Regions from separate parts of the Homo sapiens genome. Here all the other regions are linked to region 1. Evidence: chromatin loops called from intact Hi-C (ENCODE). Cell type or tissue: OCI-LY7. All regions are shown on one strand. Each heading gives the region's core, and the rest is flanking DNA. Links, peaks and the distances in the headings are about the cores only.

The links. A loop is a pair of places that touch in the nucleus more often than their neighbours do. Peaks named below come from ENCODE experiments on the same cell type or tissue, not always from the same donor. Only the 100,000 strongest peaks of a DNase experiment are listed, where the experiment ranks them.
Region 2: a loop joins it to region 1, with 6 times the contacts of the local background. A loop is called at or near these places in 14 of 110 quality-filtered maps.
Region 3: it touches region 1 in a loop (7-fold over the local background); 11 of 110 quality-filtered maps call a loop at or near these places.

What each region holds. Positions count from the first base shown.
Region 1 is chr5:139,685,463-139,695,260 of GRCh38, reverse strand. No RefSeq gene overlaps it. Among named protein-coding and RNA genes, the nearest start is that of CXXC5-AS1, 41 kb to the right of the region's middle. RefSeq lists silencers at 203-497, 5,279-5,388 and an enhancer at 9,663-9,798. In OCI-LY7, for the core only: CTCF peaks have their summits at 4,836 and 5,036; DNase peaks (open chromatin) are centred at 5,030, 5,310, 5,990, 6,650 and 1 weaker place; H3K4me3 peaks cover 1,855 bases; H3K27ac peaks cover 4,013 bases.
Region 2 is chr5:139,417,388-139,427,031 of GRCh38, reverse strand. It overlaps DNAJC18 (DnaJ heat shock protein family (Hsp40) member C18), which reads left to right. Exons shown (of 8, transcript NM_152686.4): 4 at 675-860; 5 at 1,918-2,027; 6 at 4,215-4,324; 7 at 6,807-6,979. LOC124901082 (a long non-coding RNA gene) reads right to left here and starts at 9,437. Exons shown (of 2, transcript XR_007058960.1): 1 at 9,316-9,437; 2 at 8,440-9,030. RefSeq lists a silencer at 4,521-4,670 and an enhancer at 6,696-7,201. In OCI-LY7, for the core only: CTCF peaks have their summits at 4,351 and 4,556; a DNase peak (open chromatin) is centred at 4,531.
Region 3 is chr5:139,570,151-139,579,948 of GRCh38, reverse strand. The region is part of intron 1 of UBE2D2 (ubiquitin conjugating enzyme E2 D2); the gene reads right to left. Among named protein-coding and RNA genes, the nearest start is that of UBE2D2, 14 kb to the right of the region's middle. RefSeq lists enhancers at 2,348-2,397, 4,072-4,201. In OCI-LY7, for the core only: CTCF peaks have their summits at 4,476 and 4,691 (motif pointing left); DNase peaks (open chromatin) are centred at 2,396, 2,658 and 4,728; H3K4me3 peaks cover 2,710 bases; H3K27ac peaks cover 4,243 bases.

The DNA.
Region 1 (9,798 bases), core at 713-8,712:
GCTTGAGCCTGAGAGTGAGCTGCAGTGAGCATGCTATTTGCACTCCAGCCTGCTCAAGACCCTGCCTCTGAAAAAAAAACCAACCAACCACATGTCCCAGAATTCTTTTGGAGCATGCCCCTTCCCTGCTAGCCTCCAGAAAGAATTATTACTCTGCCAGACACTTTATGGGACTATCTCATTTAATCCTTGTCCCAACCTTTACCAACAGGTAAGGTATAAACACCTGTTTTACAGATGGAAAAACTGAGAACCAGGAGAATGAAGTGTCTTGCCCAGGGTCACACATGACAGCTGAAGGGAAGAGCTGGCATTGCAAAATTAGGGTGTGGGGCACAAAGTCCACTGTCTGCACTGCAGTATTGGTTGGCCCCCCTCAGAAAATCCAGACTCTGGTCCTGCAGATACTGGCTTCAAACTGTGAGGCCTCGGGTCTGTGGGAGAAGTATGTCTTGTTGTTCTCAAGATGTCAGTGGAATTGGGTGACAGGGCTAGTGGGGAGAAGTGTAGGAACTCAGTGACTCAGATCCCACAGCAGTGGATCTCTCAGGCATCCCAGAGGCCAGGGTCTGGCTTTCCAGGCTTCTCAGTGCCCAGTGGCTGTGATTTCTATAATGGATTTTCCCTGGTTCCTCCTGGAGGGTCCCAGAAATGGCAAGGGGCTCCCATCTTTCTCCCATTGGCCCCTAGATGAAACTGGGCCTCCTCTAAATCAGAAATAATGAGCAGACAAGATGATTCTAATTTCCAGGAAAGAAGAGAGAATATGAAACCCAAAATAAAATCCTGAGCCTAGAACTGGTGGAAAGAAGACTCAGGCCCAGGACAAATGGACGGTGTGTTTAATCATCTTGACCTTATCTCCAACCCGGCAGTGTAAACCCTCAACCCAGCCCCGGCCAGGCTGGGCAGGCAGGTAACATGGACACTCACCCCAGCCTTGGTCAAGCCCAGGTAGATGAACAATATGGGTCTCACACAGAGCCAGGCCTTGGCCAAATGAACAGTGTGGATACTCATCTGTATCTCAACCACACCCATCCTGGATGGTCAGTGTGGACCCTCACCCTGGCCTTGGCCAAGCACCTGGCAGACAGGTATTGTCAACACTCACCTCAAGCTTCACCCAGACCCTGGGCAGAGGGCAGTACGGCCTCCCCACCCCATTCCCAGTCATGCACACAGAACCGGGAACTTCTCTGAGATTTGAAGCCACTAACCTCCTGCCCTACTGTGGGGCACAGATCTATTTTTCAACAAATGCCTGGAGGTCTCAGTAGCTCAGTTGGCCACTGCAGGGCAGGAGAGGGCCACCTGGAGCTCAAAGGCCTGGAGTAGCATCCCTTGAGCCACCATCTCTGGCCTCAGTGTACTCATCTAGGAAAAGCAGATTCTGACTCAATACATACTTCAGGGAGCTGTCAGGACTGCTCCAGTAATTAAATGAGATGGGGCAGCTAAGGCCCTGACCCTCTACTCCATTCCTGAGCCTCCCCTCTTCCATGTAGCTCCCTTAGTACACAAAAAAAGGGGAAACCAGGCCCAGAGAAGCCAGAGGACTACCCCACAATCACATGGCAAATTGGGGTCAGAGGTGGAAGTTGACCCCAGATCTGGGTCTCACACAGGGCCAGGACTTTGGGAATCTCCATGGACCACGGCACAGTATGGTTAAGTAGCACCTTGGTATCTGGTCCAGGCTGGGCTTGGTGTGTGTATGTGTGTGTGTCTATTACTGGGAGTGGGGCGGCAGTGGACAGGGTGTTGGGGGAGCTGCTGCTGCTGCCTCCCTAGTATTTTTAGTCTCGAGAATGAGCTGAGCTCAGGGCTCTGAGCTCCCATCGACAGTGAGGGAAATGGGAAGGTCCCCACCACCCCTCCCTCCCACCAGCAGCCTGGAGCCGGGTTGGGTGGGGGTGGGTCTGAAAAGGAGCAGGCACCCCAATGACTGGGGGCAGTCAGGCCCTGACCCCCTGCACCCCTGCCCACACCCATCCAGGCCGTCCTTTCAATGCCCCATTCCCTTGGGAGTGTGTCAGCACCCAGCTAAGCTGGCAGGGACAGGTGCCCCCATCTGCCCCCTGCTAACCTCAGCTTCCCTTGCTAGGAGCTCCAGGCCAGCTCTCGCCTGCATCAGGTCAGCGCTGCAAGGTTCCCATGACAACGGATGACAGCAGCAGAGGCTACTGGCCGCAGGGTCAGGGGTGAGGGGAGTATGGGTGGAAGAGCAGGAGAAGGGAAGGGGCCCAGCATGTGGGTGGGGGAGGGGCTAGAGTGAAGGACCCCCAAATTGCAGCTCCCTCCTGAGTCTTGGACCCCCAGAAAAGGTCTAGAACCGTGGCTGATTGATACTGGAAGGTCCATTGCACTAATTGGGAAAGCTAGGCTCAGGAAGGGCTGGCTATGCCTTTGGTCATGTGATCATGAATCCAGCTATGGGTAGGGCTTGGATGGAAATCCTATCCCCCTGCCTCCCAGCCCAGGACTCTGCTGCTTCTAGGCTAGGCATGAGGCCAGATGTCCCCTTATCCCCACCTCCAGGAAGGGTGTGGGTCCCGAAGCTCTCTGACCGGCCTGGCCATTCTGTGACTTGGATTCCCCATCCTGTAATGAGTATTCAAGGCCCCCACACTAACAGATTACTTGTGATCAAGCCTAGCCCCTCACTTTATTTTTGAGACAGAGTCTTGCTCTGTCGCCCAGGCTGGAGTGCAGTGGCATGATCTCGGCTCACTGCAACCTCCATCTCCTGGGTTCAAGAGATTCTCTTGCCTCAGACTCCTGAGTAGCTGGGATTACAGGCGTGCACTAGCACGCCTGGCTAAGTTTTGTATTTTCAGTAGAGATGGGGTTTCATCATGTTGGCCGGCTGGTCAAGAACTCTTGACATCAGGTGATCTGCCCACCTTGGCCTCCCAAAGTGCTGGGATACATGCATGAGCCACCGTGCCCGGCCCAGCCCTCCACTTTTTAACATGGGATATGTTTTGGTTCCTCTGGAAGGAGATATGTCAGGAATCAGCCTCCAGCTGACTTCCTACCTCAGTCTCAGGGCCCCAGAGTGGGGTTGGGAAGTTGCCCCACATACCCAGATTGACTAAAGGCTTCACTCCAGATACATGTTAGCCCCTCCAAAGCCTAAAGGCCAAAGGTTCCAGAACCATCATTGGCTCCCACTGTCCCCAAGACAAAATATACCCATTTGCCTTGGATCTTGAGATTGGCCCATCGTTCCCTGGGCTCTCTCCAGTGTGGTCTCCTCACTGCCCCAGAAGTACCAGTCTCCAAGCCTCCTAGATAGGCAGCATGGTACTTCGAGGCTCAGCTTCACTCACCTCCTCCAAGAAGCCTTCTTGGCTCTTCCCATGCATTCAAATCTCTTGCCTACCAAGGGGTACAAGGCTAGAGAGCTCACAGGGACCTCACACAGGATTTCTCATTCCACCTTCATAGGATATCTGAAAAGCAATGTTACTTGCTGATGAGTAAACTAAGGCCCAGAAAGGAAAGCCTTTGTAGGTCACATAGCCTGTGAATGTCCACTTGGTGCCTGGCTCCAGAACCCCTTTTCTCTTGGAACTTCTTGGGGCCTCCTCTTGGCACTCGCCAGCCTGTGGCCCTGCAGCTGGGCTCCCCAAGCTCAGACCTAACAGTTCTTTCCCCAGCCCCTCATATACAACAGGCCAACCCATGTCCTCCTCCAATTCATCCATTGATTCAACATTATTGAGCATTTGGCATTTGCCAGGCAGACAAGCCCCTCCCTCCAGGAGTGCTCCTTCTAGTTCAGAAGATCAGCAAGTGAACAGGTGAGTTCACCCAGTGTGACCCCAGCAGGATTGTGATGGGAGCACTTAGGGCAGTGGGTGCGTAGAAGAGGGTACTCCAGCTCTCACTTACAGAGTCAAGGCCAACTCTGACCTTAGAAGTCTTCTGTGCAAAACAGCTCAGCCTCTCTTAGGTCCCACCTGCCTGGGGAACCTTATTCTCATGTCTAAGCTCAATTCCACTTGCTGCAACCCCTCAAAGACTTTCTAAGTGAGTGACTGGCTGACAAAGGCCAGTTCCCAGGTACTGACCCCAGTGCTTTATCACCCAGTAGCCTCATCTGTATCTGCCCACTCACTCTGTATCTCTCTCCACCATCTCCACAAGCCCCCCAGGACAGTTCAAGAGGGCTGGCTGGATAGCAGGTCCAGAGCCATCGGATCCATCACACATCTCTTTGAGTCCCCCAAATAAATACAGCAGGTCCAGGGACCTCTTTCAGTGGCCCCCACCTCTAGCTCTATGTTAGGGAACTGGCAGTCTCGGGGAGCCATGGGAGCGGGGCCAGTGGGGACAGCAAGAAGTAGGCAGGGAGGCAAGGGTCAGAGCCTCCCCCATTGCAGGGCTGCTGAGCCAGGCCAGAAACTGGGGGAGGGAATGAGACCACGGGATTGCTGCTCGGTCCTTAGGGTCCCTGAGGGCCAGCAAAATGGAAGAGAAGGAAACTCAGCTCCCAGAATCCTCCCACGAGTTGGACTGGGGGCCATGAGGGCTGCGGGAGGCAGAGCAGACTCCTGACATTCGACCCAGCACCCCTCCTCGAGGTGGGGGCCCGGAGCTCTGGGCGCCCTCGTGATGAGGCCGGCTGCAGGGTGATTAATCTTGCCAGGCCTGTGCGTCAGACCCCCCACCCCCAAGCCTCCCATGGCCAACCCCGCCCGCGCTGCCCTGGGAGTTAATCTCCGCTCTGGGGGACTTCTCAGCCGCTGTCACTGCTGCATTAATTCTGAGGCAGAGGGAGGCAGGAAGGAGGGAACACAGTTGGGGCGTGGTGGATAGCTTCCTTGGGAGGGTTTTGTGATTAAGTGGCTGGTGAGGAGGGGTCCCAAAGGATGGGGCCTGGGTCCCCTTCAAGGCCCAGCCCTGGATGAGGGGTGGGGTCATCCCTATTTTTTCCCCCAGGCCATCAGAGCCCTTATATCCCTGGCCTCTAGCCCTCATCGTTCACCAGCTGAGCCCCAAATGCAGTTTGCAGTTTTGACAGCAGATGTCTCTGCTATTATGATTTATCAAAATGCTTAAGGTAAATAATGCACACATATTTATAGGAAAGGAGTAGGTGGTAGAAGGGGAGGGATTGACCAGGCTAAGGGGGCTTTGGGGCCTGAGAACTCAGAAGGCCCCTGCCACTGTCCTCAGCCCTCCCTACTCAGACCCAGGGTTGACCCCAGCCTGGCCCTGGGGAGATGGCTGGGTGACACCAAGCTAGCCCAGTCAGCAGCCCAGACCTGGCCCCCAGGAGGGCAGGGAGCGAGGCAGCCAGTGGCAGGACCTGTCTCGCGGGGCCCCGCCAGGCCTGGGAGGTGGCCACCTGGGGGAAGCGGCTGAGCCAGCCTCACACCTCAGCCGTGTTTCCATGGCTTCACTGCGTCCTCGCTCCTGAGGCTTCCGTCGCCTTATCAACGGCAGCGGCCACTGCTCGCCCTCACCCTTGCAGCCGCTCCCCAAGACTCCCAGCAGCTGCCTGTGGACCCACTGCTGCAGAGCCAAAACAGCCACAGGGGGTGCCCCTCCCGGGCAGGCCTCAAAGCTGGAAGAGGGGCTGGGAGCCTGGTGGGAAGACACCAGGGGGAGCGGTGGGCAGGAGCCTTTGTGGATTCAGGCTGTACCCACTTCGGGCCCCCGAAATACCCACGCCCTGTCATTGCAGGGGAGGGGGCGGTGATCCTAGGTTACCCCCTAATCCCCTATCCTCGCTCCATACTGTGCCCTTTGTTTCCAGACCTTTCTGGGCTTGAGAACATTTGGTTAAATAACTTAAATAAATGTATTAATAAATTCGGTATTCCAATTTGAATAGCAAAGGTAAAAAAAAAAAAACAAAAAACAAAAAGAAGTGCAGACAAGTTTAAGGAAGTAAGTAATACTCAACCCTAATCCCACATCTGGGCACGATCACAGGCAGCTTGTGGGATGGGGGAGGGGGTCCTTCCAGCCAAAGCCTGCAGCATGGCCAGGTGCTTAAGGGCTAGCTTCCGAAAGCAGACGAACCTGGTTGTGTGACCTTGTATGTCTCGCTACCTCTCTGAGCCTTAACTTTCTTATCTGTCAAATGGAGAGAACCGCCTAAAGCCCCCCTCATAGGTTGCTGTGAGTGTGTCAGTGCAATGGAATGGCCCAGTCCCTGGTGCACAGGCCACAGGCTCTATGCCTTGAAGCAGAAGGATCTTGTTTAAGGTCTCTAGCCAAGGGGTATGGAGGCTCCAGGGACTGGAGAAAGGAGGCTCTTTGTAGTAAGTTTCCCTTACCTGTGGACAGCTCCCCAGTTAGGCTGGAAATGCGTGAGAGAAAAATAATGTCCAGAAAGAGGAGAGAATGTGTTTCCTCAGCCCACAGATGTTTCCTACCCCTTCCATGTGTTGGGTGCCAGCGCTGCCCTTACTGAGCTGCAGACCATAGCCCTGAGGCCAGGTGATGTCACCAAGAATGACCAGTGTTGTGATGGGCTGGGGGTGGGGGGCGGGGGGCAAGGGACACTTGACCCAGCTTGCAAGGGACAAGAAAGCTCCGAAGGCGGGAGGAAGGCATCATACAGGTGGGAGATGGCAACAGGAAACGAAGCAGCATCTGACGAAGCACTGGGAGGCTGCGGTAGGCGGCCACCTGGACCCCTCAGCTGTGCCCCGAGAGTCCAGCCGCTTTGCACCCAGGCCTGGAGCCCTGGAGGACCCGGCTCACCTCCTCTGGGCCCGCCCTATCTTCACACCCTGCTGCTTGGAATCTGAGGCAGCCCTTGTTCTCCGGCAGGAGGGGAATTTAATGCCACTGAGAGATGGCAGGTCGACAGGCAGAAAGAGATGAAAGTGTCTGCACTGGCAGCCTGGCCGGCAGCCTCAGGGGACCCTCCTGCACCTCCACCACCCTCTCCAGCCATTCTCTACTCCTGCATGGCAGGAACAGCCCTCAAGGGAGATGTGGGCCTCTGGGGACAGGACTCCCTGCAGGGCTGTGTGACCCTAGGGGACAGCTGGGCCTCTCTGTGCCATGCCTGCAGGATGTTAGGGCCAAGGTCTGGGTTATTACCATGCTGGTGGCTGCCTGTCCCTCCCCTAACCCTGGCTGACTGTCTTCAGCAGTGGCTGGTCAGCCCAGGGCTGCGGGTGGGCGGGGGGGGGGCTTGGGGCCAGGCTGTGCAGTGACCTCCATCCATCCATCTCTGGCACCTGGGAGGCGGTGGGAGCCTGTGCTGCAATCAAGTCAGACCCAAGTGGCCTTGACTACAGCCGAGCCATGTAGCCATCGCTGCCTCCTTTTTTGTGGCAGTACAAAGCTGGGCTGAGCCTGGGAATGGTGGCTGGGGCCCCGAGCCAGAATCTGTGCCTGTTGGAGATGGCGTGGGTCTTGGCACTACTAACTGTGAGGTGACCTTTGGCTCTGCAAAGCACCCTGTCAAGCTCACCACCCCACAACCCCTGGCTATGTTGTCCTTCTTTCTTGGAACACAGAGAGGTAAGGGCACCTGGCCAAGGTCATCTAGCAAGGACACACACATACACACACACACGGCTTTGACACATGGTGACCAAGAAATAAGCAGGGACCCATGTGTCCAGACTCCCAGGCCCCCTTTCCATTCTTTTGGAGGTACCTGATTTTTCTCTCAAGGTAGCCAGGAGCCTGGGTTCTAATCAGGTCCCTGCTACCATCTTGCTCTTGCTATAGGGGAAGTCACATACCCTCTCTAGGCTTCAGTTTCTTACCAATAAAATGGGTAATAATTTCTGTCCTGATGACTTTTGGGGGCCAAAGAAGTAAACTTACTGGACAAACTGAAACCAACCCTGGGCCTCCAACCAGCCTTGGGCCAAGGGGAAGTACTCGTATAGACAGCCCAGCTCCTGGCCCACAATCACCCAGTACAGCCACAGGACCTATCCTTCTTCCTTCTTCCTGCACAGCGCAACCACAGCAAGCTCAGAGCAGAGGGTCAAAGGCCTCGTCTGGAGTCCTGAGTCAGGTCCAGGGCATGGGACAGGCGCCTCAGTCTGGGTGGGGGATAAAGGCAGCTAGAGACTAGGTCAGGCCAAGACTGGCTGCTGTCGGGGGAGGGGGCGCCTGGCAGGCGCTGGGCAGGCTGGGGTTGGGGGAGGCCTTTGGCGGCCTCAGAGAACAAAGAGGCCGGGGTTGCCAGGATATTCTGTGGAGTTGAAGCCGGTGGTGATGGGGCTGGGAGAGGGGCCGCAGCGGCCGTGGGAACTGCGCCTGCTGCCCCCACGCCAGCTCCCCCATCCAGACTGGGCCTCAGGGCCATGCGAGGGCACAGGCTGCAGGTGAGAGGGGCTGTCAGATCCCCCACTCTCTCCCTAGAGAGGCTTTCAGGGCGGAGACCCAGGAAGTGCTGGAGGCAGACACACAAGGCAATAGTGTCAGCAACACTGAGAGGATCACAGGTGCACACTGACACAAAGCCATGACCACACACCCAGGGTTATGCAGGCAGCATCACAGGGTCACACTATAGTCACACGGAGACATCACACACACACAATCCCTGGTCAGTCCCAGCCCACATCCATGATGGCCACACAGACACAAAGTCACACACTTATTGAACCACCCAGTTTTGCCACAGGGTCACGCAATGCCACGTGTGTTGTAAACCCAAAGTGACACACTCACATAGAATCACTCAATGTCACACACTCACACAGAATCACCCAAAGTCACACATTCAGTTGTACAAGCCGGTATCACACTGGGTCTGTTACAGAACTGTACAATGTCACAAGAGTACACACGCAATGTCACAGAACATTCCAAAGTGTGGCCACTGACATACACTAACCCATTCACATCTCAGTCTCCAATAAACTGTCACAAACCCATTTGCATATCACACCCGATGTCACACATAGCCACATTACTGCACAAAGCCTCACACAATTGTCAGGCCCTTAAAGCATCACTCACACACACACACACACACACACACACACACACACGTCCACGCAGGGGCTACCTGGAGGCTGGACTTCTCTCCAGCCCAGTGTGTGCACCCAGCCTCTCAAACCCCCACCGTTCTGTGTCTAGAGCTGGCTCTAAATGCCAGATCACCCAGGTCAGGGTACAGGGTACCTGGAGGAAAGGCTCCTGGGTCACCAGGAAGTCAGTTTCCCAACTGTAGCAGAGGAGAGGTGAGGGCACCTGAGGGGAGGGGAGCTGGGTACACAACCCTGCCAGGGAGCCTGCCTCTAAGGAAGTCTCCGTCAGCTGGGGAACAGCAGGGGTGAGCCTGCAACAGACAGAGTACAAGATACAGAGATGGAGAGACAGGAGGGGCAGAGACCCAGAGACACGGAGAGGCTTAGAGATCAGGAAAGATGGAGACCCAAAGACACAGGAGCGTCAGGGACCGAAAGAGACCTTCAGGACATGCAGAGAGTGAGCCAGAGAGACAGAAAGCTGGTGCAGGCTGGGGTCGGGCTGCATCCAGGTAGGGGAAGGGCCAGAGGCTGGGTCACTCTACGGAGGTGGGAAGTGGGAGGTGGGAGGTGGGGGTGGCCAGGGCTTCAGGGAGGACACACAGCCAGGCAGAAGGTGAGGGACATCTTGGTGAGATTTAGGTGAATAATAGTTTAAAAATAGCAACACCAGCTGCCATTGACAGAGCTTGCAAGTCAGGCCCTTCCCAAGTGTGATCGCATTTCATCCTCAGGCAACTTTATGGGGGAAACAATTATTGTCCCGTTTCCCAGATGAGGTAACTGAGTCCTCAGCATGTTTTCAGCCAGCCTCACAGCTGTCCCCACC
Region 2 (9,644 bases), core at 1-8,000, 270 kb after region 1:
AAGAACACTTTTTTGGCCAGATGCAGGGCTCACACCTATAATCCCAAACTTTTGGAGGCCAAGGTGAGAGGATCACTAGAGGCCAGGAATCTGAGACTAGTCTGGGCAATGCAGCAAGACCCTATCTCTAAAAAAATTTTTTTTAAAGTAAAGAGCACTCTTTGTGTGTGTGTGTGTGTGACAAAGTCTCACTCTGTTGCCCAGCCTGGAAGGCAGTGGCATGATCTCGGCTCACTGCAACCTCCCAAAGTGCTGGGATTATAGGCATGAGCCACTGCACCTGGCCAGAACACATTTTTTATGAATGAGAGTGCTGACCAGTTGGAGAACATTTCCCCAACATGCCTGGGACTTGTGGTGACTGGGAACCCGAACTGAGGGGGGCTTCCTAACTTCTAGGACAGCTGGGATGACTACAGGACTGTTGATTGGGAGTTAACTCACTGCAGCAGAAGTTCTTAATTCCTGTGATTCCAATGTTGTTGTTTCTGGCGATCAGGGAAAACCTGAAGGGCAAGCACTGTGGAGAACTTTCTAGGCCCAAGCATCTCTTCTTGGGCCCCTGCGAAGTTGTCCAGCACGAGTCACCTCTAGGCTCTTTGTCACTGCTGCTGTGATCACTCTCAGCCATAGCAAAGACTGTGTCCTCATGTGCTGGTTCTTGTTGGTTGCAGCAATAGGAAATGCATTTGCAGTCCTGAGCAATCCTGATAAGAGACTTCGCTATGATGAATACGGAGATGAACAGGTGACTTTCACTGCCCCTCGAGCCAGACCTTATAATTATTACAGGGATTTTGAAGCTGACATCACTCCAGAAGAGCTGTTCAACGTCTTCTTTGGAGGACATTTTCCTACAGGTTAGTCTCCCCAAATTATCATTCTTAAACATATTTCTTTATTTATGGCTCTCAGCAAGCTCCTGTTTGAAAATCTGAATAGAGGTACAATGGTATGATGGAAACAGCAAGGATCTAGAATCAGTTGAGCAGGAGTTTGAGGCAAGTCTCCAGCCCCCAGCTGTGCATAATTTTGACCAAATCATTTAGTCTCTCTGACCCTGTTTCCTCTCCTGAAAAATGGGGCTGTTAATAATACCTACTTCACAGGGTCACTGTGAGGATTAGATATTTTTAAGTGCCTTATAAATAAGTAACAAAATGCCTATTATTGTTGTGTAAAATAGCACTTACAAAGATAGAAGATAGGAAAGTACCCCCCAGCAAGTTGGAAGTTGGTATAATTCAATGCCCAGGAAGTAAATTGAATTTTATGAGTTGCTATTAAAAGATACCAGTGACACAATATGGTATTGGGCACGGAAGCAGACGTGAACATGCCAGATAGGATTCACGGCCCTAATGCTCTCTCTCTTCTAGCCTTTCGGGGTTCTCTCTCACTAGTTGCAAAGGACTATTTAAATGAAGTCAGGAGAGCTCAGCACGCTTTAGCTCCAGCTGGTTCACTTGGCTTGCCTATTGTCTTATTTTTCTACTGGGTAAAATAGGCCAATACTCTATCCTTAACAAACCTAGCTGGGAACAAGGACCTTGAAAAAGGCAAGGAAGGGTCAGGCGCGGTAGCTTACGCCTGTAATCCCAACACTTTGGGAGGCCAAGGTAGGTGGATCACTTGAGTTCAAGAGTTCGAGACCAGCCTGGCCAACATGGTGAAACCCCATCTCTACTAAAAATACAAAAGTTAGCCAGGCATGGTGGCGGGTGCCTGTAATCCCAGCTACTGAGGATGCTGAGGCAGGAGAATCGCTTGAACCCAGGAAGCAGAGGTTGCAGTGAGCCGAGATCACCCCATTGCACTCCAGTCTGGGTAACAGAGCAAAACTCCATCTCCAAAAAAAAAAGAAAAAGGCAGGGAAGGAGTGTTTGCCATATCCCATACCATGTATTTCTTTTCCAGGAAATATTCATATGTTTTCAAATGTGACAGATGACACTTACTATTACCGTCGACGGCACCGACATGAGAGGACACAGACTCAGAAGGAGGAGGAAGAAGAGAAACCTCAGGTACCTAGGGAGGGAGGAGCACTGCTGCCCATAAACAGTTGTACTTGGCCAACCTTGATGGTACATGGTCAAGTTTTAGAAGTTGAACCTGAGATATGTTGCTTTAGGAAAGATGTGCTTTAGGAAAGCAAAAGCAATGGTTAGAAGAGCTGGAAAATTGGCCTAAATAGGCAGAATGGTATCCCCTCCCTCTGCCCATTCTTGGGTGGCTCTCCCAGAATCTCAGCAATCTGTGGGGCTGACTTCATCAAGGCTTTTTTTTTTTTTTTTTTTTTTTTTTTTTTTTTGAGAGAGGGTCTCACTGTCACTCAGGCCGGAGTACAATAGTAGAAACACAGCTCACTACAGCCTCAAACTCCAGGGCTCAACCAATCCTCCCACCTCAGCCTCTCATGTAGCTGGGACTATAGGTGCGTGCCACCATGCCCAGCTCATTTTTTGTAGAGATTATTTCTCACCATGTTTCCCAGGCTGGTCACAAACTCCTGGGCTCAAGTGATCCTCCTGCCTTGGCTTCCCAAAGTGCTAGGATTACAGGCATGAGCCACCGCTCCGGCTTCATAATTTTCTTGGCTGCAGAAAATAGGAATCCTCTTCAAAATATTTAGAACTAAAGGGGGTTTAAGGTAAGGGATCAAAAGAGTCTCATGAAGCTCAAGGACAAGAAGCACAGCTGGGCCTCATGACAGACAGGAACAAGGAACTGGGATACTGTCAGGCTCCCAAGCAGCTGTGCTCTGCAGGACTCTTTGGGCCCAGATTGTCTCCAGTTTTCCTGCCACTCTTTGCCTCTGTTTTGTTTTCACCAAGCAGCTTTGCTTGTTCTACTTCCCCTTGCAAATAGCCAGTCTACAGTGCCTGAGAGTGTGTGTTCTTCCTTAAAGTGATGACCCAGAAGTGAAGGGTGATGAGTTTCAACCCCAAATTCCTAGGAGAGAAAACGTGATTACCTCTGCCAGAGTTGGATGTCCCCTGAGTCCAATCAGCTGTGGCCAAGCATGATGCTAACCTGGCTCCTAGAGCCCCACTACTGTAAGAGGCACAGTCTGGGCAGGTTTACCTAGAGATGTTTGCTTCATTGGTCTTATTAATGGGGCTGCAGGGGGATTACTGGGTGTCAATCCAGGTTGTTGTTGGACCTCCTTCAGCCTGCTCAGCAGAGAGAGTAAAGGTTATTTGGTATAGATTGAGTATCCCTTATCTGAAGTAAATTGGACCAGTAGTATTTCAGATTTCAGATTTTTTTTTTTTTTTGGATTTTGGAAATTTGCATTATACCATTATATATTTGACAATTCCTAATCTGAAAATCTGAGGCTGGGTGCTATGGCTCACACCTGTAATCCTAACACTTTGGGGGAACTGAGGCAGGAGAATTGCTTGAGCCTAGGAGTTTGAGATTAGCCTGGGCAACATGGCAAGACCTTGTCTCTACAAAAATTTAAAAATTAGCTGGACACGGTGGTGTGCACCTGTGGTCCCAGCTTCTCAGGAGGCTGAGGCGAGAGAATCATCAGAACCCAGGAGGTCAAGGCTGCAGTGAGCCATGTTTGTGTCACTGTACTCTAGCCTGGGTGACAGAGCAAGACCATGTCTCAGAAAAAAAAAAAAAAAGGAAATCCAAAATGCTCCAATGAGCATTTCCTTTAAGTGTCATCCTGGTACTCAAAAAGTTCTAGATTTTGGAGCATTTGTGATTTTGAATTTTCTGATTAGGACTGCCCAACCTGTACTTCTCAGCTGAAAGTACAGCCTTCCCAGAAAAGCCTGGGGCTTTGTGGATCCTCCTATGCAGTGCATTGATAATTTGTTATTTTCTTTGGAGCAACTATCTTATTTTCAATAAGCTTTATATTGATAAAGAACACTTACAGGCCAGGCGCAGTGGCTCACACCTGTAATCCCAGCACTCTGGGAGGCCGAGGTGGGCAGATCACGAGGTCAGGAGATCGAGACCATCCTGGCTGCGGTGAAACCCTGTCTCTACTAAAAATACAAAAACTAAGCCGGGCGTGGTGGCGGGTGCCTGTAGTCCCAGCTACTCGGGAGGCTGAGGCAGGAGAATGGCGTGAACCCGAGAGGCGGAGCTTGCAGTGAGCCGAGATCGCACCACTGCACTCCAGCCTGGGCGACAGAAAAAAAAAAAAGAACACTTACAGCAAGTTTTTATTTTTTTTTCTTTTTCAGACTACATATTCTGCATTTATTCAGCTACTTCCAGTTCTTGTGATTGTGATTATATCTGTCATTACTCAGCTGCTGGCTACTAATCCCCCATATAGTCTGTTCTATAAATCGTAAGTCTGGTATTTCTAAATCTTTCTCAGTAACAGTCTGGGGGTGAAAGACTTGAAGGTTTTGCTGATACATTACTAACATTTCATTTCACCTTTTGCTGTAGAAAACACCGATTTGATGTTTAAAGGAACAGCTGGGTAGTCATGGTGCTGAGACTCAAAAATACTGAGGCAGTCTCCTGTGTGCCTCGGGAAATAGATTGTCTTGTTCTATAGTGACATCATCTGGTCAGCTGCAGAACAGCAGTAACTGGTTTTTGAAGGATCAGTAGAATTTAAGGTTTAGATGAACTCATTATCACACCATGGTAGAGTTAGAAAGACTCTGTTAAGCTGTTGATAGGATTGCTGGACCCTGTGGGTCTCGGAGCATAGTATTAATAATGGGGATCAAGTGATTATTTTCAATTTTTTTGTTTTTGTTGAAAATAGAGAAATTCCTTGTAATGCTTTTTGCGTATAGATTATAAACTCTGATAGGATTTTTAAAAATTTCTTCAATTAATTCTTTCAGTTGATTCAGTTCCCAAAGTTTGGTCCCCAGACCAGCCATCGTCAGCATCAACAGGCAACATGTTAGAAAGGCAGATTCTAGGGCCCCTCCATATCCATTGAATTAGAGGCTCTGGGGGTAGGACCAGAAGTCTGAGTTTTAAAAAACCCTCTAGATTATTCTGGTCCACACTGAAGTTTGAGAATCACTAGATTATCTTTTTTGTTAATAATGAATAATAAATTATTATTCATTATTATAATTTAGTGGGAAAAAAACCTTTTAAAAGTAGAATTTATTAGACAATATATAACAGGAAGAGTCTTTGTCAGTGATCACTGTAGACAAGACCATCATTCCAGGTCAATCCAGGTCAGTATTTCCTTTTTTGTTTGTTTTTGTTTTTTGAGACAGAGTCTCACTCTGTCGCCTGGGCTGGAGTGCAGTGGTGCAATCTGGGCTCACTTCAACCTCCACATCCCTGGTTCAAGGAATTCATGTGCCTCAGCCTCCTGAGTAGCTGGAATTACAGGCGGCACGCACCACCACACCCGGATAATTTTTATATTTTAGTAGAGACAGGGTTTCACTATGTTGGCCAGGCTGGTCTCAAACTCCTAACCTCAGGTGATCTGCCCACCTTGGCCTCCCAAAGTGCTGGGATTACAGGCATGAGCCATCGCGCCCGGCTAGTATTTTCCTTTTACAGAGAGCGAAGCTGAGGCTGAAAGAGAGGTTTCTTTTTATTGTTTTTGTTTTCGAAGCAGTCTTGCTCTGTCACCCAGGCTCCCAGGCTGAAGTGCAGTGGTGCAATCTTGGCTCACTGTAATCCCCTTCTCCCAGGTTCAAGCGATTCTCATGCCTCAGCCTCCTGAGTAGCTGGGATTATAAGCATGTGCCACCACACCTGGCTAATTTTTGTATTTTTTAGTAGAGACTGGGTTTCACCATGTTGGCTGGGCTGGTCTCGAACGCCTGACCTCCACCTTTCTTGGCCTCCCAAAGTGCTGGGATTACCGTCATGAGCCACTGCACCTAGCCTTCATAGAGAGGTTTTTGCCATCAGGCCACACTGGCCTGATTCCCTCTGTTTCCCAGCTTCTCATGTTTTTCCATATGGCACTTTAGCTTTCTTTCTTGTGAGGCCAGCGGGGTAAGCACGGACCTGCTCTGTAAGCTCCCCCAAAACCTTAGAGTGAGGGGAGAGCAGTCATGGCTTCAGCTCTTACTCTAATTAGAGAGGATCAAAGGAGAGGGCCGGAAAAAGGCCAAATAAAATATAGCCCCTTTAATGTAGAATTTGTCCAGTTTGAAGAAAACCATTTCTGTCACATTGTTTTAACTTGAGTTTGAGGTCCCTTCTATGTTTCCTTATGGTTAGAATTAGTCAGCTCAGTACTCTTATTAATGTTGCTAAGCACCAGATACCTTTGGATGTCTTGGACCCACAGAGAGTTAGCTCTAAAGCATCATTGAAATCTTTTGTCTGAGTTTCTTGCAGTTCTCAGTTAGCAGCTATGTGCGAAGTACTTTTTATCATGTCCAAAATATTGCTTCTAGGTTGGTGTGAGCTATCTGTTTTTTTTGTAAATAATTTGCTATATAACATAATCAGTTCATTCAACCAGCATTTATAATAGCCTACTCTGTCAGGTACCATACTAGATCCTACACAACGTAAAAATTGTTTGTTTTAAGCATTCAGCATTCTACTTTTAGCACAGAGAGCAGTATAAGAGAGGTGAGTCCTTTAAGAGAATAAACTATGCTGAAGCTGAATTCATAGTATGAACTTGCTTACATAATACAATTATGATGATGTTATACTTACAACTTTGCTAGGGAAATAAGAAGTGTTGGGTATATTAGAAAATGATATCTGCCTCTGCTCTATGAGCAGATGATGATGATGATATCTGTGAGGGCAGTGCTAAGAGTAATATTGCCAAATATTATGAGCTCACATGAGCCTCTCTCTCCTTGTTTCAGGACCTTGGGCTACACCATTTCTAGAGAAACTCAGAACCTGCAGGTGCCTTACTTTGTGGATAAAAACTTTGACAAGGCCTACAGAGGAGCTTCTCTGCATGACTTGGAGAAAACAATAGAGAAGGATTACATTGATTATATCCAGACTAGTTGTTGGAAGGAGAAACAACAAAGTAAGATACTGTAAAAGGGGCATTAGCTGGTGGCTGTGGTTCCCAGCAGGAGGCACCCCCAGCCTCCTGATCCCTCCTCTCTTCTTGTTTGAGGCTACGCATGTTTATGTGAACAGAGTCAGAGGACAAAGGCCATTCAGGATACTATAAAAAAGTAGGGGAAATTTATTGACAGGATACATGTGGCCAGGACTTGGAAATCTTAGGAATTTAGGCGGCACTAGTCACCTGTCTGTATGTCTGTCTCTCTTTGAGTCTCTACCTCTCTCTGCCAATCTGCCCCCTCTCCTCTCCCCACCAGCTGCCTTCCTTTCTTTCTTCCAGCTTCCCTTTTGCATAACCTTGTTTGCCATGGTTTACAGTGGTTGCCACCCTGCTTATCACTCTCTCAAATTCCCCAGTCTCACCAGTCAGTGCCCCTTTCTGCAGCACACACGTCTGTAAGTTCTTGGTGCTCGCTGATTTGGTCCACAGTTTCCCAATTCCACACTCCCTAGAGGGAAATCTGATCGAGCCAGCCTAACTTTTTGAAACAGAACAAAGGTTTAGAGGTTTCTGGTATGGAATGAGGTGTCCCCTACCCTCACCTCCAGCTGGTTGTGGCCACACAGAACAAAAGCGACCCCTTGGGTCTGCCCCTTTGGGTGTGGCAGGCCTTCCCCCCTATTTCCCTCTCTGGAGACAGTGGGGATGATAGCATCTGCCACTGGCTTACAGCTCCAGCAAGTGTTACTAGGAGTGTCTGCAGCAGGGGTAGCCCCGTCTCAGCCAACAGCTTCACCTTTGGTCCCACTTGAATTCTACACACACATACCGCGTTAGTGACTGTGTCTTCTAAAACTTGGTTTTGATTATTTTTATTTTCTTTTTTATTTTTCAGGAGGTACCCTTTTAACTGAAGTTTTGGCTCATGTTTAAAAAGCAAATTCTGACTCATTTCTAAAGCCTTATTACTGAGTATCATTAAATACCTAATGGAGTCTGATAAAATTAGCTCTTCAGTCACAGTGCTGCTAAGCCCTCATTGACCATCACACACTCCCAACCCCGCCCTCAAGTTAAGCTCTCCTTCCTCTGTGTTCTTAAAGCACTTTGTTCAGCCTGCTAACATAGTACCAATCACACAGTGTTAGAGTTCCAGGGATATATGTCAGTCTCCCCTGCAAGACTATGGACTGTCTGGGAATAAGAACTTGGTCTTACTAATTTTGTGTCCCAGGGTTCTGGCACAGTCCTTGCTTCAGAACAAGTGCTCAACAAATGTCTTTTGAAGAGAGGATTCTCAGGAGTAGAAAACAATGAAAATGCTGAGGATTGTGAATAACAACAGCAGGGTTAGTGTCCTAGCTCACCCTTAGGGACCTGGTCTCTGCCCCCTATTTCTGTACGGCAAAGTCCTAATGTTCTCTCAAGGTGCATTAGGAAGTTGGTGAGCAATGACTCTGGGATATAAGAGGAAATTAAACAGGAAGAGGAAATTCCAATTTATTGAAAAACACTGAGGATTCAGGAAATACTCTACCCCATTGCTAAACTAGATTTTACAAGAATCAAAAATCAGGAAAGAATTTTAGAGCAGGATAAAGGCCTCATATTAAAAGGCAGTATATAGGCCAGGCATGGTAGCTCATGCCTATAGTCCTAGCACTTTGGGAGGCCGAGGCAGGAGGATCACTTGAGTCCAGGAGTTTGAGACCAGCCTGGGAACCCCATCTCTAGAAAAAGTATAAAAATAAGCCAGGTGTGGCAGCACATGCCTGTGGTTTCAGCTACTCAGGAGGTCGAGCCTGGGAGATCAAGGCTGCAGTGAGCTGTGATCACTCCACTGCACTCCAGCCTGGGCCACAGAGCGAGATCCTGTCTCAATAAAAAGGCAGTATATACATGGATCCAAATCAGGTGAAAGCCAGTGTATGTCCTGAAAATCCCCATTGTCTGGGTCCTGGGAGGGCTTTGACTTTGTTGCTTTCTGCAAGAACTGGATGAAAATCTGCATTTCACATTCTTCAAACACCCGCCTGCCCCACATCTTCCTCTGTGGCAGTAAGATGCTGGAATTATACAAAGAGCTCATGGTAAGGATTGCACCAGAGGTAGTTTCTCAGCTTTTGTCCCCATCCCCATGAGGCCTAGTTCAGAGCTTCGGCACTCTCCAGGTATAAATAAAAATCCAGTGAGTGGCCAGGTGTGGTGGCTCATGCCTGTAATCCCAGCACTTTGGGAGGCCAAGGAGGATGGATCACCTGAGGTCCGGAGTTCGAGACCAACCTGGCCAACATGGCGAAACCCCTTCTCTACTAAAAATACAAAAATTAGCTGGGTGTGGTGGTGCGCACCTGTAATTCCAGCTACTTGGGAGGCTGAGGCAGGAGAATCTCTTGAACCCGGGAGGCGGAGGTTGCAGTCTGCTGAGATCGTGCCACTGCACTTCAGCCTGGGTGACAGAGCGAGACTCCATCTAAAAAAAAAAAAAAAAAAAAAAAATCCAGTGAGTAAGCATGATGCGTGTACCCACAAGTTCCAAATGGCAGTTATCAGCACAAACCCCTTAAAAATCTATTTCTGGCATTTAAGTACAGCGGCTATGCAGAGCCTCCACACAACCCAAGTGCCATTTGAGAACAAGCAGCATCTGCCCTCCGAATCCAGCAGCAAGTGCAGCCAA
Region 3 (9,798 bases), core at 997-8,996, 120 kb after region 1:
CAGCCTCCCGAGTAGCTGGGATTACAGGCGCGTGCCACCATGCCCGGCTAATTTTTTGTATCTTTAGTAGAGACAGGGTTTCACCATGTTGGCCAGGCTGGTCTCGAACTCCTGACCTCGTGATCTGCCCACCGCGGCCTTCCAAAGTGCTGGGATTACAGATGTGAGCCACCGCGCCCAACATCTATGTGATTATTTAATGTCTCTTGACCCAGTAACAAATAGGGACCTGACTTCCAGCTTTTTGCACAGTGCCTGGTCCATGAAAACTGCCCAGTAAATATCTGTTGAAGAACCAGATAGTTACAATTACAGTGACTGTCACTGATTGTAAGACTTTTTAAAAAAAACATAGCTGAGGCTGGACACAGTTGTTCATGCCTGTAATCCCAGCACTTTGGGAGGCCAAGGTGGGCGGATCATCTTGAGGTCAGGAGTTCCCAAACCAGCCTAGCCTTGCTAGCAAGACAAAACCCCATCTCTACTAAAAATACAAAAATTAGGCCAGGCACAGTGGTTCACGCCTGTAATCACAGCACTTTGGGAGGCCAAGGCAGGTGGATCACCTGAGGTCGGGAGTTCGAGACCAGCCTGACCAACATGGAGAAACCCCATCTCTACTAAAAATACAAAATAAACCGGGTGTGGTGGCGCATGCCTGTAATCCCAGCTTCTCAAGATGCTGAGGCAGGAGAATTGCTTGAACCGGGGAGGCAGAGGTTGCAGCGAGCCAAGATCGCACCATTGCACTCCAGCCTGGGCAACAAAAGCGTAACTCCATCTCAAAAAAATTTAAAAAATTAAAATACAAAAATTAGCTGGGTGTGGTGGCACACACCTGTAATTCAAGCTACCCAGGAGGCTGAGGCAGGAGAATCACTTGAACCTGGGAGGCAGAGGTTGCAGTGAGCTGAGATTGTGCCACTACACTCCAGCCTGGGCAACAGAGTGAGACTTCGTCTCAAAAATAAATAAATAAATAAATAAACAAAAATAAAACATAGCTGAAATCAAGCTGCATATAATCAATGGCATGTCAGCTTAATTGGCACTAAATATACTTTCCTTCTTAGTAGAATAATGGTACATCTTTCAATTGATGTGTTTCAGAGTCAACGAAATAAGGTACATGGAAAGGCAATAACCTCATTCTCTGATACTGCAGCCATGGGATCATATACCTAACAAAACAGAAGTTTAGCAGAGTGGGGTGGCTGTCTGTAATTCCAGCACTTTAGGAAGCTGGGGCAGGAGGATCACTTGAATACAGGAGTTTGAGAGCAGCCTGGGCCACACAGCAAGACCCTATCTCTACAAAAATTTTTTTAAAAAGCCAGGTATGGTAGCACACACCTGCTGTCCCAGCTACTGGAAAGGCTGAGGTGGGAGGATCACTTAAGCCCAGAGGGTCAAGGCTGCAGTGAGCCGTGATTGTGCCACTGCAGTCTAGCCTGGACAACAGAGCAAGACCCTGTCAAAACACACACACACACACACACACACACACACACACAAAACACAAAACAGAAGTTTAGAATTTTGGCAACCAGAGCCAAGGCAGAAAATAACTAAGTGAATGAGAGAGACAGGACAGGAAAATCGTAGGTATTCCAGTAAAACTACTTCTACTTCTATAGCAAGTAGGGGAACAAAAGTATTAGGAAGTATACATAGTACCAAAAGCAGATCAGACAAACAGCTGTTCCTTGCAACTAACTCCAGGAGATGAGGAGCAGTGGTAGCGACTCCACAGAGAATCTCTGTCAGGATCTGAAATTCCATCTATTTTTAGTTACTGAAGCAGTGGTCTCTGCTCTCTACCCACTCTATGTCCACAACAAGGGTGGCACATAGCCAGGTAGATGGGAAGAGTCTATGTGAATAGACAGATGGTGGAGCACCTATGCCAAAAGACTTCACCCTCACTAGGCTTCAAAGGAAACACTGAAATGCGAGGAAAAGGGCTTCCTTCCTGGCATTTGCGCAAGGATCTCCTCCACCAGCTGAATCCCTCCTTAGTAACTACATAGCAAACCAGAAACCTAAAGAACTTATTTGCTGGGTTACTGACACCCTCTTCTGTAACACTAATCACACATGTACCGCAGTACGAAGCTTGAGAAAATGTGGTGGTGGGGGGAGATGAATGCTAGTATCATTAACTTGGTGTGTTTCTGTGCTACTTAATATAGGTGGATAGTGGAGACCTTAAAGAGATGCCAACTGGCTGGCCAGGAGCCAGTGCAGTGGCTCATGCCTGTAATCCCAGCACTTTGGGAGGCCAAGGCAGGTAGATCACCTGAGGTCAGGAGTTCGAGACCAGCCTGACCAATATAATGAAACCCCATCTTTACTAAAAATACAATAATTAGCCAGACGTGGTGGCATGCACCTGTAATCCTAGCTACTCGAGAGGATGTGAGAGGAGAATTGCTTGAACCCGGGAGGCGGAGATTGCAGTGAGCCGAGATCACCCCATTGCACTCCAGCCTGGGCAACAAGAGTGAAACTCCCATCTCAAAAAAAAAAAAAAAAAAAAAAAAAGAGAGATGCTAACTGGCATCCTGTTTTCTACTATACTCTGTAAAACTATGATCACCCAAAAGAACCTGCATGAACTATTTTTAGTAAGAAGCATACAGGTAAGTTTCAGTACTCTGATGTTTTGAAATACAATATGTAAAAACTGTTAACCTAAAACTGTAAATCCTTGAAACTTAAAAGTAATACTTTTCATGGACTTTACTCTTTCAAAGCACAGGTGGTTAAGTTTCTGTTTTACAAATTCTCCAACACTAACCTAGAGTGTTCAAAATGATGAGTCTGACCACGGTTACCACCGTCTTCCTACAGACAGACAATCTCTATAAGATGGGTAGATCAATAGTCACATAAACTGTTAAATTTTACTATGCTACAAGACTGGCTCTCTATTTGCAAAATTCATATGAATAACATAAGAGCAAAAAAAAAAAAAAAAATTCAAGTTAAAAAAAAAAAAAAAAGGCCAGATCCAAGTTTCAAGCCTGGGAGTATATTTCAGAACAATTATTCAAAACACCAACTGACAGAGATTTTTGTGGCTCCCTTGAACATTCCAGCCTCCAAAACTAGACATGAGAGACTATTAACAAAAATGTGAACAGGTACATCTAAAGAAATGTCTTTTTAAAATTACATTTTATGTAAGCTTAGAGATGGGAGCACCTTTGTTGACAATGAAAGCACCCGAGATGGCATTTAATCAAGTATCATCTACTACAGTAATAAAAAGAATTTACTGGCTGGGCGCAGTGGCTCATACCTGTAATCCCAGCACTTTGGAAGGCTGAGGCGGGCAGATCACGAGGTCAGGAGATTGAGACCATCCTGGCTAACAACGTGAAACCCCATCTCTACTAAAAAACAAAAAATTTGCCGGGCGTGGTGGCACGTGTCTGTAGTCCGTCTCAAAAAAAAAAATCATCTTTGGGTTACGTGGATGGGCAAGTTTAATGACAAGTGGCCATATAAGACACAAAAGAGAAGACACACACAGAGAAGGTGATACAAAGATGGAGGCAGATGCTGGAGTGATGTAGCCACAAACCAAAGGAGCCAAGGAATGCTGACATCCACCAAAGTTGGAAGAGGCAAGGAAGGATTCTCCCCTAGAACATCCAGAGTATGGACCTGAAGACAGACTGACTTTAGACTGCTGGCCTCCAGAACTGTGAGAGAATATAGTTCTGTTACTTTAAGCCACCCGGTTTGTGGTAATTTATTATGGCAACCCTAGGAAACTAATACAGATGGTATAAATATGTAAACATTTAATCTAAAGAAAATCACGCACTCCATTAGTGTGCTATTATTTTAAGAAATCTAAAACTCCTACCATTGAGGCTTTTGTAAAAATCAACTTTGATTTCAAGGCTTGTCTTGTTTTGAGTCAGGATCTCGCTCTGTCACCTAGGCTGGAGTGCAGTGCAGATTATAGCTCACTGCCGCCTTGAACTCTGGGCCTCAAGAGATCCTCCTCTTCCACCTCAGTCTTCCCAGTAGCTATGACTACAGGCGTGTGCCACCAAACCTGGCTAAGTTTTGCAGTTTTTGTAGAGAAGGGGTCTTGCTGAATTGCTCAGGCTGGTCTCCCAGCCAAGTGATTCTCCCACCTTGGCCTCCCAAAGCACTGAGATTATAGGCATGAGCCACTGTACCCAGCTAATTTCAAAGTTTTTCCCTGACATAAGCCCTTAAGAATTTAGCAAAGCAATTCTATCACTTATATTGGCATGATGCATTACAGGTGGTGGGGTTAGTGCTCAAAGGATAGCAGCAGACACTTCTATAATAAGATGTTTAAGAGAATTGATTTCACAATTCTAGACCTACAAAAATATCACATGTATTAAAAACATATTAAGGTGACAGTATTTTGAAGTTTGCTGAAGAATACTGGGATTCAATCCCTTTTTTAGTTTAGAAATATTATAAGACTTCATTCTTTTCACATTCAGGTTTTTCTTTTTTTGCTTGGGGTGACGATGAAGTAAAAGTGAAACATATATTTAACACTGACACCTAAGATTTTGAGATTATACCAATTCCGTAGGTCAACATTATTGGCATGTTAAGACACCATGATAATATTTAAAAACTTAAAAAAAGAAAAGTCCACCAAATCTAAGAAGCCCCTTTCCTCTGTAATGTCCCTCTAGTGCCCTCTATTGACAAAGCCCAACATGTTGTTCACTGCAAAGGTGAAAGAGTCCAGCTCTTCACCAGCTGAAATACATACTTCAGAAGTTATTTAGTCAAAGCAGAGCAAGTACGGGAGGGTGAACTTGGAGCCAACTAATAAACTGCTAAGTGGCAGGGTTGTTTCACTATTTGTTCCTTTTTATTGGTGGGTAATGCTCCATCCAGTATATGGATTTTCTACATTTTGTTTACATATTCAGCTAATGATGGATATCTGAGTTGTTTCTAAGTATCGGGTACTGTGAATAAAACTGCCAAGCACATTTGTAAAAAATAACAACAAAATTATCTTTTATGTAGTCCAAAATGCTAAACCCTCTTCTATCTAATCTTCCCCACAGGCTTGCAGGGTACAATTCCCATTCTACAGACAAGGAAGCTGAGGCTCAGGAAAATTCGCAAAGTGACTTGCCTAAGGCCACAAATGCTCCAAAATTCCACCTTTTCTTTTCTTTTTTTTTTTTTTTTTTGCCACCCCACCTGATATTGGCATTCACTGAATGTTGTTGGCAAACACAGAATACCATGCTTTAGGTACTAGGAATACGAAGAATAAGACAAGAACTTTGCCCAGGAGAGTTCAGTCTAAATAGGGGAATAATCAATCATGTCTACACACTAAGAAACGATTCTACAGTTGAACTCTGACTGCCTGTATGCCTCATGCATGCTTCCTAGAGAAGCCATTTCTGCTGGGTCCCCAAGTATGAATAAAGAATTTAGGAGGTAGGGGATGGGGTGAGAAGAGATTCTCTGTATAAGCAAAGGCACTGAACAAAGACCGGAGAACATGATTCTAGGAAGGACCAACTACAAGCGTTACAACTACAGCAGCATTCCCCAGGAGATACTAATTACTAATATGTATTATAGTAATAAAGACAGTAATATTTTTCTTCTAAATTTTACTTTTTTTTTTTTTTTTGAGACAGAGTTTCACTCTCGTTGCCCAGGCTGGAGTGCAGTGTGCAATCTCAGCTCACTGCAACCTCCGCCTCCCAGGTTCAAGCAATTCTCCTGACTCAGCCTCCTGAGTGGCTGGGATTACAGGCCCCCACCACCACGCCATAGCACTCCAGCCTGGGCAACAAGAACGAAACTTCGTCTCAAAAAAAAAAAAGAGAGAAGTTATTTAATCGAAGCTTATTATATATTAAATATTTCAAGTGTACTCATTCCCAATTGACTTATATCTAGGAGAGAGACATTTTTTATTATTTATTTATTTATTTATTTAGAGACAGTCTCGCTCTGTCGCCCAGGCTGGAGCGCAGTGGCGTGATCTCAGCTCACTGCAAGCTCCGCTTCCCGAGTTCAAGCCATTCTCCTGCCTCAGCCTCTCAAGTAGCTGGGATTACAGGCACCCGCCACCACACCTGGCTAATTTTTTTTGTATTTTTAGTGGAGATGGGGTTTCCCCGTGTTAGCCAGGATGGTCTCGATCTCTTGACCTCGTGATTCGCCCGCCTCAGCCTCCCAAAGTGCTGGGATTACAAGCTTGAGCCACTGCGCCCGGCCGAGAAAGACATTTTAAATGGAAAGCAGAGTCCTTTGATTCCTAAGCCCAAGTAGTCGTATTATTTCAAAATAAACACAAGCAAAGAACAGGCATTTTTCAGAAAAATTAGGGTGACCTATCCATGATGGGATAATTAATAATGTCAGCAGCAGCCTAACTGCAAAATATGCAGTCTGTATTCTTTCTTTTGCTACAATGTATCTGTTGGAAACAAATTTTCATATTATACTGCAATGAAAACAATATACAGTAAGACATTTAAAGGAGTACCTGATGAGGATGACTTTTATTATGTAAGAAAAATACTATTCTTAAAACTGATAGCAAAATAAGAATGACAGATGTTTCATCTTGATAGTACTTTTTTTTTTTTCTTTTTTTTTTTGAGATGGAGTTTCGCTCTGTCGTCCAGGCTGGAGTACAGTGGTGCGATCTCGGCTCACTGCAAGTTCCGCCTCCCAGGTTCACGCCATTGTCCTGCCTCAGCCTCCTGAGTAGCTGGGACTACAGGTGCCCACCACCACGTCTGGCTAATTTTTTTGTATTTTTAGTGGAGATGGGGTTTCACCATGTTAGCCAGGATGGTCTCGATCTCCTGACCTCATGATCTGCCCGTCTCGGCCTCCCAAAGAGCTGGGATTACAGGCATGAGCCACCGCGCCCAGCCTCATCTTGATAATTCTTAATAATTCTGTTTGTGACATTATTTTGATTATATATTTTAATTAATTTATCTGAGATCAGGTGGGGCATGGTGGCTCACACCTGCAATCCCAGCACATTGAAAGGCTTAGGCGGGTGGATCACTTGAGGCCAGGAGTTCAAGACCAGCCTGGTCAACATGGTGAAACCTGCTAAAAATACAAAAATCAGCCAGGCACGGTGGTGCATGCCTGTAATCCCAGCTTCTTTTCTTGGGAGGCTGAGGCAGGAGAATTGCTTGGGCCTGAGAGGCGGAGGTTGCAGTGAGCTGAGATCACGCCATTGCACTACAGCCTGGGCAACAGAGCAAGTCTCTGTCTCAAAAAAAAAAAAAAAAGAATAATAATTAATTTATCTGAGGTAATTTGTGCTGTCAATTTTTTTTTTTAAGAGACAGATCTCGCTCTGTGGCCCAAGCTGGAGTGCACTGGCATGATCACAGCTCACTGCAGCCTTAAACTCCTGGGCTCAAGCGATCCTCCTGTCTTGGCCTTTTGAGTAGCAGGGATTACAGGCACATGCCACTGCACCTAGCTAATTTAATTTTTTGTAGACACAGGGTCTTGCTATATTGCACAGGCTGGTATTGAACTCCTGAGCTCAAGTGATCCTCCTGCCTTGGCTTCCCAAAGTGCTGGGATTACAGGCATGAGCCACCATATCCAGCCAGTGCTCTCAATTTTAATACAAGTATGCATGATTTCATACACTTTGGCTTGTACTCCATCAACAATACTACTTTGATAAGCATTCTAATAAAGTTGGGAAACACCAGATATGAGGAAGAAGAAAGCAGTTTATCAGAAGCCAAAGGAACTGAATGAAAATCATGTCAACTATTACGAAAGTTAAATAAAAACTTAGGTATCCACTGAATGTGGCAATTAAGTAATCATTAGTGACCTTACTAAATAGTTCCAGAACAGTGAATAGACTATTCTTTCAAGAATTCTGGGACTGAAATGTCAGAGATGGGAAGGATAAAGATGAGGAAGGAAGTAGCTCTTATGGAAGAGGGAAGTTTAAAAAGTTATTTTACTGCTTTTTTTTTTTTTATAGGGGAAAACCTTCGATAAGTTTGGATGCTAAGAGGAGTTAGTGGAGAAGAGATTGGAAGTATGAAAACAAAGACAATTACCGGAGAGCAAAAACAAGAAAAGGAAAAAGGAAGGAAGGAGGGAGGAAGTGAGTGAGGGAAGGAGGAAGTGAGGGAGGGAGGGAGAGAAGGAAGGAAAGAGGGAAAGAGAGAGAGAGAAAAGGATGGAAAGCAAAAGTTAAGTTTGGCAAAGGGAAAAGTAAAGCTTCTCTAGAGATTAGAGGGGAGAAGGGCTATGACTAAAACAAGTAAATCTGGAGACACAATAGCTCTACAGTCAAGATCGCCTGTATCTGAATCCTAGTTCTTCCTACCATAACCATATAATGTTAGGCAAGTTTATTTCTCCCACTGTTTCCTTATCTAACCTGGGGAGAACAGAATTATTGAAAGATTATTGAAAAGATCAAGTAATTCCTGATGCACAGTGAGTACTCTAAAGTGGATAGCTGAAATCTGTGTTTGTTTTTTTTTTTTTTTTTGAGAGGGAGTCTTGCTCTGTCGCCCAGACTAGAGTACAGTGGCACGACCTCGGCACACTGCAACCTCCGCCTCTTGGGTTCAAGTGATTCTCCTGCCTCAGCCTCCCAAGTAGCTGGGATTACAGGTGCCCACCACTGTGCCTGGCTAATTTTTGTATTTTTAGTAGAGATGGGGTTTCACCATGTTGGCCAGGATGGTCTCGATCTCCTGACCTCACGATCCACCCGCCTCGGCCTCCCAAAGTGCTGGGATTACAGGCATGAGCCACCGCGCCCAGCCGATCTGTTGTTTTAATACCTTGAAGGAAATCCCTAACAACTCACACGTAAGATTTATATTTTCTCTGCAGAACAGGTACTCTGTTCATCTGCTGAGATTAAAATAATGTTTAAGGTGGAAGGACAGTGGTTTTTAGTCTTTTTAGAGATTAAAAACCCATTTGAGGCTGCTCTGCCTAGGGAGTAGCCATTCTTTATTCCTTTACTTTCCTAATAAACTTGCTTTCACTTAAAAAACAAAATCCATTTGACTCTGATGAAAGATATATGCAGAAAGCCGGGGGTGGTGGCTCATGCCTGTAATCCCAACACTTTGGGAGGCCAAGGCAGGTGGATCACTTGAGGTCAGGAGTTCCAAACCAGCCGAGGTGGGTGGATCACGAGGTCAGGAGATCGAGACCATCCTGGCTAACATAGTGAGACCCCATCTCTACTAAAAATACAAAAAATTAGCTGGGCATCATGGCACGCGCCTGTAGTCTCAGCTACTCTGGAGGCTGAAGCTGGAGAATTGCTTGAACTCAGGAGGCAGAGGTTGCAGTGAGCCGAGATCACACAACTGCACTCCAGCCTGGGCGTCAGAGCTAGACTCCATCTCAAATAAAAACAAAAAACAAAAATTAGCCGGGCGTGGTGGCATGCACCTGTGGTCCCAGCAACTTGGGAGGCTGAGGCAGGAGAATCTCTTGAACCTGGGAGGCAGAGGTTGCGGTGAGCCGAGATTGCACAACTGCACTTCAGCCTGGGCGACAGAGGTAGAGACTCCGTTTCGGGGGAAAAAAAGGCGGGGTGGTGGTGGTGGTGAGAATAGAACACCAAATTTGCAATAGTTGTTTTGTTGTTGTTGTTGTTGTTTTGACACAGAATCTGGCTCTGCTGCCCAGGCTGGAGTGCAGTGGTATGATCACAGCTCACCGTAGCCTTAACCTTTCATCCAGGCTCAAGTGATCCTCCTGTCTCAGCCTCCTGAGTAGCTA